2 separate regions of the Homo sapiens genome follow, and region 2 is linked to region 1. Evidence: read pairs that join two places in POLR2A ChIA-PET (ENCODE). Cell type or tissue: Panc1. All regions are shown on one strand. Links, peaks and the distances in the headings refer to the core of each region. The heading gives the core; the rest is flanking DNA.

Region 1 (8,335 bases), core at 1,820-5,819:
ACTTTTGGTTCTACAATTTAAAGTAATATAATTTTCTGTTCCACTACAATCACAGCTATAGTCAAAAGCAGAAATCAAAACTATTAATTTAACACTGAGGTAAAAGTAAGTAACATTATTTTGTCAGGTAGAGGAGAATTTCTTTTGCTTATATGTGAAAGCTCTGGATTCACAAAAAAATTGTTTCTTCTTCATATTCAGAGGAGAAATGAATAAGATAAGACGTTATATTATTGAGATCAGTTACTGTCTTCACGCCAAAGACAAAGTGGTAGTATTGTTTTTAAACTAGTTATGGAATGTCTAGTGGAGAGGCAGTGACATTTTATTTATGAAACTATGAATATTAATAAGTATTATAGTAGTAATTTATTTGTGGTGTTAAAAAATAAGAAGGAATATGTGAAATATTTGCTATTCAAGGCTAGGTGAAATTAAAGAATAGCTCAAGTTTTCTTTCCTAAATATCTGTGCTAATTTCAAGGAATAGGTGCTCTACTCTTCTCATAATTAACTCTGAAAAGCTCTCTCTAAAATGATCTACTGCTTACCATTCGCATACAAGCCATATTTCAGGATGAGGCAAACATAATGAATATAATGATAGCTGTGAACATAGATGTGACTATGATAGCTTAACAATTTTTAAAATGGCCCATGAAAAAGTATCCCTGGATTAAGTCATTGTTTAAAGACAAGCTTCGCCACTCCAGTTGGTGAGAACTTACAGCTGGGAATGTGACCTTTTACTTGTCTTGAATACTGAGAACATAATTAGCCCAAAGTATTGTGGGTGATATTGAATACCCAAACCCAACAAGTCAGGAATAGCCATACATTTTCACAGGTCTTATCTGTGTGTTTTCCTCTCTCATCCTGAAAACTGAAACTATTTTATGGTTCTACAAAGTTACATTCTATCTGTTGTTACCATCAGCCATTCTTTATTTGAAAAAAACCTCTCTGTGGCTTTGGTTTCCTGTCTGTCTAGGCAATAGAGTATGACAGCATTATCTGAAGCTATGGTCTGTGTTAAGTGATACAATCAAATTGAAAGGAAAAGTTTTTTTAAAAAACAATGTATGTAAAAGTAGTAGACTGTGGTTTTGACAAAAACTGAGACTATAAAGCCTCACCAATGAGGGTAAGAGCCATAGAGAATAGAAAAAAGAGACAAGAAAGGCTATAAACATAAATATTAAATAATGGCAAGAGTTCATACCAAAAAGCCCCTAAATATGTGGATTTTGCTATATACACTGTCTCAGTTCATTCTCCCTATAATTTTCTGTAAAATTACTCATTGCTTTGAAGACCAGGAAACTGAAATCCCATGAATTTAAATGTCCTTCAAGAAGAGTTTCTGAGGTGCTGACATGTACTAACGATGGCTGATTTTAGTATCACCAGGTAGTAGAAGAACCACAGTAAGTACACTAAAAAGCGGACGCTGACTGCCTGAAGAAGGTATACCATTGGCTATATCTACCAAACCCAGGGCTGTCCCAGTTGCTACACAAAGTGTCCAGCAAAGGGATCCTGATTGCTGCTGGATCCATTACTGAAGATGCAATATGACCTAACAGAAAGGATTGAAAAAAATTATTTGGTTAAATAGTGGAGAAGAGTTCTGTCACCTTCAAGAATACAGTACTGAAATATACTACTGTGTTTTCATATCATAAAGAAAAAATTATAATACCAGAAAATAAAAACAAGTTTCCCTAATCACATGGCTCAATCCAGTCCATTTACTATGTATACAAAAATGACATCTTTCAATATAACTTTCAAAACATTTGTTTTTCTAGTGTTGAAAAGAAAAAAAAAGCTCTCTGGTCAATTCTCATATGAAATTTTATCTTTTCATAGTAAGAAGATATCACCTGAAAAGAAGCAAGCTCCGTCATCAGGGCTGTATATCCATAAGATTTAATTCAGTCTATTGAGATCCAGCAAGACTTATAGAAACTTTTGCTTCACAACAAATTTTTAAAAAATTGTATGGAGGCCAGATATGACATCTCACGCCTGTACATGTAATCCCAGCACTCTGGGGGGGGCTGAGACAGGAGGTTTACTTGAGGCCAGGAGTTTGAGATGAGCCTGAGCAACATAGCAAGACCCAGTCTCTACAAAAATAGTATTTTAAAAATTAGCCAGGTATGCTAGCACATGTGTGTAGCCCCAGCTACTCAGGAGGCTAAGGCAGGAGGATCATTTGAGCCTAGGAGTTCAAGGCTGCAGTGAGTGATGGTCACACCACTGCACTCCAGCCCGGGTGACAAAGTGAGACTCTGTCTCAAAAAAAAAAAAAAAAAAATCTACAGAGATGCAATACATGACCTGAATAACCTAAATACAACTAAATTTATTCCATTTGGAAATTTAGGGTTTTTTTGTTTGTTTTACAGTACTCTGAACATTTGGTCCTTACATGCCAACTGGTCATATATGCTGGACATATCCATTAAATTACCTGCATGATTAAGGCATGATCCTGATATAAATATTAAAAGGGAGACTTCAGAAAATTAACTAATAGCTTTAAATGCTGAAAACATTTAGGCATCTATTATCCATATTATTAGATGTTATCATATATAAACACTTTATTTAAAGCTATTTTCTTTGAAGGTACCTTTGCAATTTCAAGTAAGAGGCAATGGGTTATGATAAATAAACTGGAAATACTAAAAATAATAATCCATCCATTTTAAATGCCCTATTTCTCAATTATTTTTCATTGGATATACATTACTACCCAGTCTGTTACATTACAGTTTTAACTACAAGAAAAAAGTAGTGTACAGCAGTGCTAAAGAAATAACTGTGCTATGTGATTAAGTTTTTCTTTCCTATCTAATTGTTTTCATTTCTCTACCAGATAAAGTAGTGAGCAAGAGAAAGAATGTTATACTCTTTACAATACTTTGTCCTGTTACCTTGGCTCATCCTCAAGGCTTCTCTTGACTTTAATCTTGTCCTCTCCAGCACTCAGGTGAAAACTAAAAACACAAATACATATATTCATTAATCCACCTCACCAACTACATCATCAACAATAAAATTTGGGGACCTGAAATAAAGAGACAGAATGGGAATTCTAAGCCAATATTTTCAAATGTGTGTCCTGAGGTTCTAGCTTCTTTCAGAAAGCTAGGCAACTGTGTGCTTTTGCTCTGTTTTGAAGATTCACAATTCATATTATTACACTAAAGAAACTGAGACGTTCTGATAAAAAAATCTGCTTCAGTTTGTACAATAACGTACTTCCTGAACTTATATGACAATTTGACACCTGTTCTGTGTTATTAAATCTCTTATCTTCACAGAATATATGTTTAGGGGTCATGACATACACTTTAGAAAACTAGTTCAGGTATAGAACTATGAAAACAAGGTACACAGGAGGATATATGGACAATACAAATTGCTGAAGATAGTGGAGGATTTAAATATAAATACAGTGAAGGATAATTTCGAAAAGTTAGGTTGCAATCAGACAGACTGTCGATGTACGAAATTAGATCTGGAAAAAAAAGTGGTCTTGAAATGGGTACACACAACCAGGGGGTGCTCTAGGTGATCCACCAGGGTGTGAGAAGAAACTAACAACTTCTATTTATATTTAATTATCCGATTTTAATTTTTGACACATTATAACATGATTTAAAACAAATACAAATTAACTGTAATGCATGATCAAAACAGTTTAAAACCATCGCTGCAGCATGGAGGTTTTTTGTGCAATGAACTAATACACAGTTGTTTTAGAAAGATTATGTATATAGTAGCTATGTGTGTGTATTTGTATGTATATTTTGGTACAATCAGAGAGACAAATAGTAGCATTAAATTAGACACTACTTTTAATTTATCAAATAATTTATTCTGTCTTACCTGATATTAACGACATAAACCGTGTAGTTCCAATTTTGGAAGGTTGAATTGAGCTGGAAAACACAATGGAAAAGGCTGAGTTTTGCTAATACCTTTAAAAAATATCTAATTCAAGTTTCTACCTAAAACATAAGTTGTTACTGAGATAAGACCCTGGGAAAATCCTGAAGAGTTGGAGGAGTGAACAGTTAATGGATCATTGTAACAGTTAATGGATCACTGTATACCAAGAATTTGATAAATGTTATTCCTTTCAATCCTCACAACAACCAATGAAATAGGTATTATCCCCACACACCCCATAGTCTTATATATAAAGAAACTGAGCTTTCACAGATAAGAAATGGTTTGCCCAAGATCACCCAAGTAAGCAGTAGCAGATGCCAGATTGGAACCCAAGTCTGTCTGTTTGGAAAACTATCATTTCCTCTCTAGCCCTCATATTAAAGAAGATTTGCAATAAATATCTTCTCTATTCTTCATTTAACAACACTAAGATACACTAAACATTTTTCTAGTAATTACCATCTCACAATATTAGTAATAAGAAAAATTATAAATTAACAATATAAATTAAAAAAATAAAATAAGTTCAATACTATTGGAACTATGTATTTATTATGTGGTTATTTAGCAGTCTTTATGGTCTCAGCATAAGAGTTTTTAATGAAGCAATGGATTCCTCCAATATAAAGAAGCTTCTATGATGCAGTTTCCCATACAACTGCAAAACGAGATTCCCTCACTGACATGAGAGACTCCTATTTACATATCATCTCCGAATAGTGATTTAGGCCTTGTTTCATACACACATTTAGCCTCTCTTTTAAGCATTTCTAAAACTGAATGTAAGTTTTAGGGAATCCTGGCAAAAAAAATGTTAAATTATTTTAAAATTGTAAATAGTAATAATTTGAAACAGGTACACTATTTATATTTTCTCTGTTATCAAGTATCTGCTTTGGTATCTTGCATTTTAAACAAAAATGTCTAGTAAAGTTTAGCTGCAGATGAGAATAAAGCTATGTTGAAAACCATGCATGAAGTAAATATAAATGTAAGCTTATACCTTATCTAGCACAAACTTTCTAGTGAATGCTAAATTTAGATTAATAACATTACCCATTATTTGCACAAATAAGCTAACAGTAGCTTATTTGAGAATGAAAATAAAGAATTTTATCTTCTGAAATCACTCTAACTTTAAACAAAAAGAACAACTCTGGAAAGAAAATGGGATACACAGAAAGAATATACTCTTTCTGCAGCCTGCTCTCTCCATTGAGAGGTTAAACATCTCCTAGTATTTGAATGAGTTACTAATCTCAATGTGGCATTCCCAAAAATCAAACGTAGTATTTTTCTTTTATTTCAGTAGAGGATTTCACCTTTCTCACCAACTTTGTAACAGAGTTAATTACCTACTATTGTTACCTATGGTCAACTTTTTTTTAAAGAGTACTGCCTTTAAAATGAAGACTGTTTTCTATCAGTTATTTTTCAAATATATATAGATGTCTCTGTGTGTGTGTGTGTGTGTGTGTGTGTGTGTGTGTGTGTGTGTGTAGCTACCACTTCCTCTCAATGCGTAAACTTTCTTTTGCTACCAAAGACACGTTTATCAAACACCAAATATATATGAAAACCCATTTTTCTTATTTCAGAATGTATAGTGACTCAATTAAAAAAATTGTTTGAACTGTAACAGCATTATATATAAAAAGAAGTACAAAGTCTCACAGTATGCTGTAGGTAGGAAATGAAATAATAGAAAAAATAGAAACCTATGGAAAATAAAATTGAGATTGTTATTGTGAAGAAGAAAATGAAAAAATCCATGTGTTGTATTTGTAAGAAAAAGAAGAAAATAAAATGTTAAATTTTTTAAATTGAAAACTACAAAATGTTTACCAATAGGATACTGGTTAAATAAATTACAGCCTAACTGTCCATCAACAGAAGATCTGCTAAATAAATGACTGAACAGCCACATAATGAAATATTATGCATTGTTTTTTCAAAACAAAAAAAACATGTAGTTCTCTAATGTTGCAAATCTGGCAACAATAAAAATAAGTACGGTATAGAACGGTATGTAAAGTATACTACTTTTCGTGTAAAAAAGAAGGAAAATAAGAATCTATAGTTTAATTTTCTTTCATGTGCACAAAGAAATCTGGAAAAAAGCGGAGAAAACTAATAGTGATTTCCTATTTGCTGTTGGTTATTGGGTTGGTTCCATGCAGATGAGCAGCAAGGATGGGTGGAAGACTTTCATAATGCGTCTTTTCATACTTGCTGGTTTTGATCAAACATTCAAACAATTTTTAAAATAATCTATTTAAAAATATAGCAGAAAATACATGGATCTAATATGAAATACAGATACCTGTTGCCACCAAAATCTATTTCCATTTGTGCGATACTTTTCTTATTTAAGACATTGATAGTCTATTAGGCTCAGTTCTTATCCTTTATTCAAATGTACTTCTCTTCCTATGCATAAGGACAACACCTCACTTACATATCTACTCATATATTTCTAATGAATACCATCTGTGTTTCAGTATGATCTGTGGATTCAGTTAACTAGTCTTTTCCAGATTCCCAGAAGTTAAAGAATTTTTTTAAAAAAGAAAAGTTACAAGCTCACTTACCCATTCTGCCACCTTGCTCTGTACTTTTACCTCAGGGTGACGAAGGATGTTCTGAATCACTACGGATATTCTATAGATAATTCCATCTGCCCATTGGAAATAGGATTAGTCCATTAATTATATGTTTATAGTTATATAATTATCAAACAATTTAAAGTTATGATCATGTAAGTCTTACATAATCATATAGTTTTATTCATAATCACATAATTTACAATATAAGTTAAAAGAAACACCTTCTACATAGGCAAAAAAAGTTCTGAAATATTTTGATGTTAAGCTTATTGACCTTCCAACTTCTTAGAAATAGTTATCAATTAGCTTACTCTTATTACTTGCATATGTTTCTTCATATTTTTAATTCTATAGATTTCTTATATCTACTGTCTGTAATGTGTTAACTGTTTTCATGTACAATTTGACTTCTTATAACAGGCATTATGCTTTCTGTGCATTATAAAGAATGATAAAGAGTTTGGGATGTGAAAACTTGAATGAGATCATATGGAGGAATTAACTTGAAAAAGCAGAACAGGCATACACATACTTACTACCCTAATTCCTCTCCTTTTCCTCTCTTTCCCCTGCTTAATAAAATACTTCTATTAAACTACTAGGCTGCATTTCACCAGACTTTTCATCAAAATTTCTTAAATATGCTCATTTATACCAAAATAGAGGGAAAAAAAGAAACAATATTTGCAGGTAGAATTTTCATTGGACTAAATCACTTGAAAAAGAAAATAAAAAGAAAACCTTATTGTAAAGAAGATTCTGCTCTTTGGGTGGGGGGAATCTTTAAAGTAAACTGATTTTTTAAAATGAAAAATCAAACTCACCAGCAAGGGTTTGCTAAATAGCTGTAAATGGGTGCTTTAGTCAAAGTAGCTAGTAAGAAAAATACCCTTTTAAATTATGGTAAGATACAGAGAGAAGAAAATTTTTTGAGTCTCCTTTGTTGATCATCTTTCTTCATGCTTATGTTTAGGTAAGTCTTAAGTAAAATAGGCACACAAAATATAGAAATACATAATTATAGCAATGTTGAAGAAAACAGTAAAAATTGTGGGGAGGCAGTAGAAAAAAAAATGTAAAAGTTTGCCTCTGGGAATTTCCAAATCCACCAAAATGCAAATTCCAGTCCCACTACCAAAGGAATGTCTTTCCAGTAAGAATCAGAGTCTTGTGCTAAACAATATAAATTGCTGCCCCTGGATGTAGTAATATAAATATATAAAACTGGCACAAGTCCAAGCACAGGTGAGTTTAATTTATGCAGACTATTTCAACTTCTAAAATTCTTCGGGTATTTTAATGATCTTGACTTTTATATTCCTTTAAAAAATGTTCTGAATGAAAAATATTTGGAGGAACATATAAAACAAATAATTCATATAAAGATAACTTTTACACTGTGGATCTCATCAAATAAAATCACAGATGTTCTGAATGATTGGGAGGAAATTCAGAATTGCAAGGGTCAAAGAGTTATTTCAGGATCCTGATAATATTCTGTGACTATACAGAAGCTTCCCTACTTACAGTTCAAGATCATTCAACTTTACGATGGTGGGAAAACAACAGGCATTCGGTGGAAACTGTACTTCTAGTACCCATATGACCATTTCACTTTTCACTTTAAGTTCAGCATTCAATAAAGTACATGAGATATTCAACACTTTATTATAAAATAGACTCTGTGTTAGATGATTTTGCCCAGCTGTAGGCTAAGGTAAGTGTTCTGAACGTGTTTAAGGTGGGTTCAGCAAGCTATG
Region 2 (4,000 bases), core at 1-4,000, 230 kb after region 1:
CTCCAGCCTGGGCGAATGAGCGAGACTCTGTCTCAAAATAATAATAATAATAATAATAATAATAATAATAATAATAATGATATCTCTCAGAGCACATAGTGTGAAAAACAAAAAAGATCTAATTCAAAGTAAGGTATAAGATGACAAACTCAGAATCAAATTATGGAAGCTTTTAAAAATTAGACAAATATATACCTGCAATCAATGCAACTTCTATCTGTAAATTTTTAGCCCTTTTCTATAGACACAATAATTTAAAGCATTTAAAAAAAGTTCCTAATTTTTACTCAGACTACAATACAGGAATAAAATAACTCTCTGGAGTATCAGATCTGAGCATCAAACTAGTTAATTAAAAACTGCTTTTTTCAAAGATGTTATAAAGTAAAAAATTAAATTAAAAGAAGCCCCAGGATTTTTCATAAAATCAGCAAAGTAAATACTTTCATAATTAAACAGAATAACTTATGGTCCAGAAAAGATTTAATGCTGAAATTTAAGGAAATTTTATCTATGTTTATCCTGAACAAGAACAGAAAAAAGAAAAAAAAAATCCCCACAGATAACAGTAATTTGTGTATCCAAACTGCAAAATCATTTGTAAAGGCAGATTTCATTGTAGAACAATTTTAGTGAGAGTAGGCCACTTCATCTCATCTTCATCAGAAAATACCTGACAGCAAAAACATAATATACTTGAAGTTTTAAAACTGTAATACAAACACCACAGTGTGCCCTTACCATGGAATACATTTATCTTACCTGTCATTTAATGCAGATAGTGATAAATTCCTGATGAGTCCCTTTATAAATGTGATTTTACACTTCAGAAAACGTTTGAATTTTGTCTTACCCAAGAACTATTATCTGAGCTACTACTGCTATACAGTGAAGTTAATAAAGAGACATTATACTATACAAAATGCTAGAGTTGGATTTTACAAATATACTGCTATGTGTGAGAAACATTCTCCCTTCTACCCCAACCCATTCCCTAGAAAGAGAGTACTCAAATTTATCTTGTATCCATAGAAGCAGCTGTAGAAATGCAAGGCCAGATAGGCTCCAGAACAGCTGAATTTCCTCAGTGCTGCCATGAGGCTGATTTTGGGTAGTTAACAGTAGCAGACGACAGGAGTCAGTAAGCCAGACAGCCACACCAAGTGAGAGAGAACACTACTGCCCATGGCTGCTTTATACAACTAGGTAGGAAGTTCTGTCTTCGCATAAGTCTTGTTTGAATCATAACCTCCTAACAATACATAAAAACAATGAAAACAATAAAAAGCTCTGGGCTGACTAGTGTGTTTTCATTTTGGTTTTTATTTGTCTAAATTTTCTCTAAGCAAAATAATACAACTGATAGAATAGGTTTCTAATTCTCCTGAGGTTGGATATCTAAATAAGCAAATAAAAAGTAAGTCACGACTATTAATGTAACAGTCTTGGAGGAGATGAATTAATGAGTGTACCCTGACTTTGTTAAAAGAGAAACCAGGTATGGCTGGGTCCAGGAGTTACAGGACAGAGTCCTCATTACTAAGTGTGACTACTAAGGTTGGCACTGCCTTCTTTATGCACTGACATCCAATCCAATAGGCACTTCTCCAAAAGTACCTCTACAGTGATCTGTGACGTTATATTAGGTTCAAGAAGGTGACTAATTAGTCACCTACGACATTCCTGCTAGGAGGGAAGGATGCCTAAACCATAAGAATATCTTGCCCTGGGACCCCAGAGAGGGAGGAAGAAAGGATAAGTAATTGGCATCATTTCCTTCATTGTTCCTTTCACTAAATACACAGCCCATTATTTCATTATTATAAGAAATATTAAGATTCCCAAATTAATCATCCACGTGACTGCAAGGGAAGGTTAGAAAGGGTTTTTCACGGCTGGGCATGGTGGCTCATGCCTGTAATCCCAGCACTTTGGGAGGCTGAGGTGAGTGTATAACTTGAGGTCAGGAGTTTCAGACAGGCCTGGCCAACATGGTCAAACTCCATCTCTACCAAAATATACAAAAAAACTAGCCGGGCGCGTTTAGCGTGTGCCTGTAGTCCTAGCTACGTGGGAGGCTGATGTAAGAGAATTGCTTGAACCTGGGAGGTGGGGGTTGCAGCAAGCCGAGAGATCACGCCACTGCAATGCACTCCAGCCTGGGTGACAGAGTGAGACCCTGTCTCAACTTAAAAAAAAAAAAAGGAGGGGTTTTTCACCTATAAAAGGAGGAGCCAAAGGCCATCTATAATAATGTGGAACAAGATATGATGGCATATGCAAAGATACTTGAACATACTTTAATTAACACTCATAACCTCTCTGGAAGTATACAGCAAATAAATGAAAATAAATTATTACTAGTTTTTCCTCAGGTATAATGGCTTTGTTTGATTGTTGCCAAGGGAAAGAACTAAAATGACAACACAGACACGCAAATGAATAAAATGGTATTTTAACCATAACCAGAAAATAAATGATCAGTGGTTAACTTACAGCTTCTAACTGATCCATTAACTTTGATAAAAATTTGCGACATTCAGGAGTTTTACTATCGATCTTCATTCCAGTCTGCATTGCGTATAAACGACCTAGAAAGAAAAGTAAGATAATTTGAACAATTTCATTTTTAAACATCCATGTTTATGAGTGTTTAAAATATAATTGCTAATAAATAATTAAAAATTCAAGTAAATTTAGAAATAAAACTGATTTACTATGGAAGTTATAAACCTAAAAAGCACAAAAATATTATCCAAAGAATGCAAGACATTCATGATAAATTTTTTTATCAAATAAGGCCTTCTCTTTTGGTATTATGTTAAAAAAAAAAAAAAAGAGGACTAGGTATGTCCTAAGCTGTCAAAGGCACCTATAATTTAATTGGTAAGACAGAGCACACAGCAAACAACCATATGTACAAGAGCACCTGCCAAGTGCCAAATAAGTGATACTGACAAAATATTCAAAATGGGCTGGGATAGTGGGAAATGAGACTTGAACTGAGGTTTATAGAAAGAATTGCTATAGTAATTTTACATATACTCTCTCTTTGAATAAATATACCTTCTCTTTAAAAAGTTAATAAAAACAACTGAGATAAGGCTAAACCTAAATAGCTGTCACCACAATTTCAGTAGCTTTCCCAGTGATAAGAACTGTGAACAGTTCTAGTGGTAACTGCTGTTACCACTGATGTTTACATACAATGTCTGTAATTTACCCCTTACATTCAACAATATGTCCTAGAGATCTGTGTCAGTGCTAATGTTCTACAGCATGAATGCATCATGCTAACAAAAGCACATTTAGGTAGCTCTCAAATTTTCATTACAACTGTTGTGCACAAATGCAACAACAAAATGCAACGAAGTTTTTGAATGAAGATTGATAGTAAAACTCCTGAATTGCAAAATACCTCCTTAGGCATAATGCAAGAGAGTTCCCAGGGGAACCAAGAGGTGAGATTCTTGGGTCATAGTCTCTGTGCCTGTTTCATTTTGAGACCTACGGTTACGCTGCCCCCCAAAACAAAAGTATCAATACACCATTGTATCCGCAACATATACAAGCACTCATTTTGCCTAAACTCACAAAAAACTTATTAAACTTACATTCCTATCAATCTGAAGACTAAAAACACTCTGTTTGATTTTATATTTTCCTAACCACTAAAAAACTGTTAGATATTTACTGAATAGCTCCATATTCTCCTTTATGAATTAAGGATAGCTATCAAAATAAAATAATCTTCTGTCAAATTGGTTTGCTTTTAAACAAATTGACTTGTAACAATTCTTTATACTGTATGAAGTAGAGATATAACGTTCCCCCACCAAAGGGAATCTTCTATGTATTTAACCTGTCTGTACCCTAACTAGAATTTACACTCCATGATGACAGGGATATTAGTCTATTTGGTTTGCTGATGTATCCCTGGCATCTAGGACAGTGGTTGGCCCTTGATAAACATTTTCTGAATAGACAAACACATGAATGA

What was found. ChIA-PET counts read pairs that join two places held together with the same protein. Peaks named below come from ENCODE experiments on the same cell type or tissue, not always from the same donor. Only the 100,000 strongest peaks of a DNase experiment are listed, where the experiment ranks them.
Region 2: POLR2A ChIA-PET joins it to region 1 with 8 read pairs; 4 of 35 experiments call an interaction of 5 or more read pairs at or near these places.

What each region holds. Positions count from the first base shown.
Region 1 is chr6:142,388,569-142,396,903 of GRCh38, reverse strand. It overlaps ADGRG6 (adhesion G protein-coupled receptor G6), which reads right to left. Exons shown (of 25, transcript NM_198569.3): 7 at 6,561-6,646; 8 at 3,904-3,956; 9 at 2,946-3,008. Among named protein-coding and RNA genes, the nearest start is that of ADGRG6, 91 kb to the right of the region's middle. In Panc1, for the core only: no CTCF peak of the experiment used is centred there; no DNase peak of the experiment used is centred there; H3K27ac peaks cover 2,645 bases.
Region 2 is chr6:142,164,819-142,168,818 of GRCh38, reverse strand. VTA1 (vesicle trafficking 1) reads right to left here. Exons shown (of 8, transcript NM_016485.5): 2 at 2,497-2,591. Among named protein-coding and RNA genes, the nearest start is that of VTA1, 20 kb to the right of the region's middle. In Panc1, for the core only: no CTCF peak of the experiment used is centred there; no DNase peak of the experiment used is centred there; H3K27ac peaks cover 1,650 bases.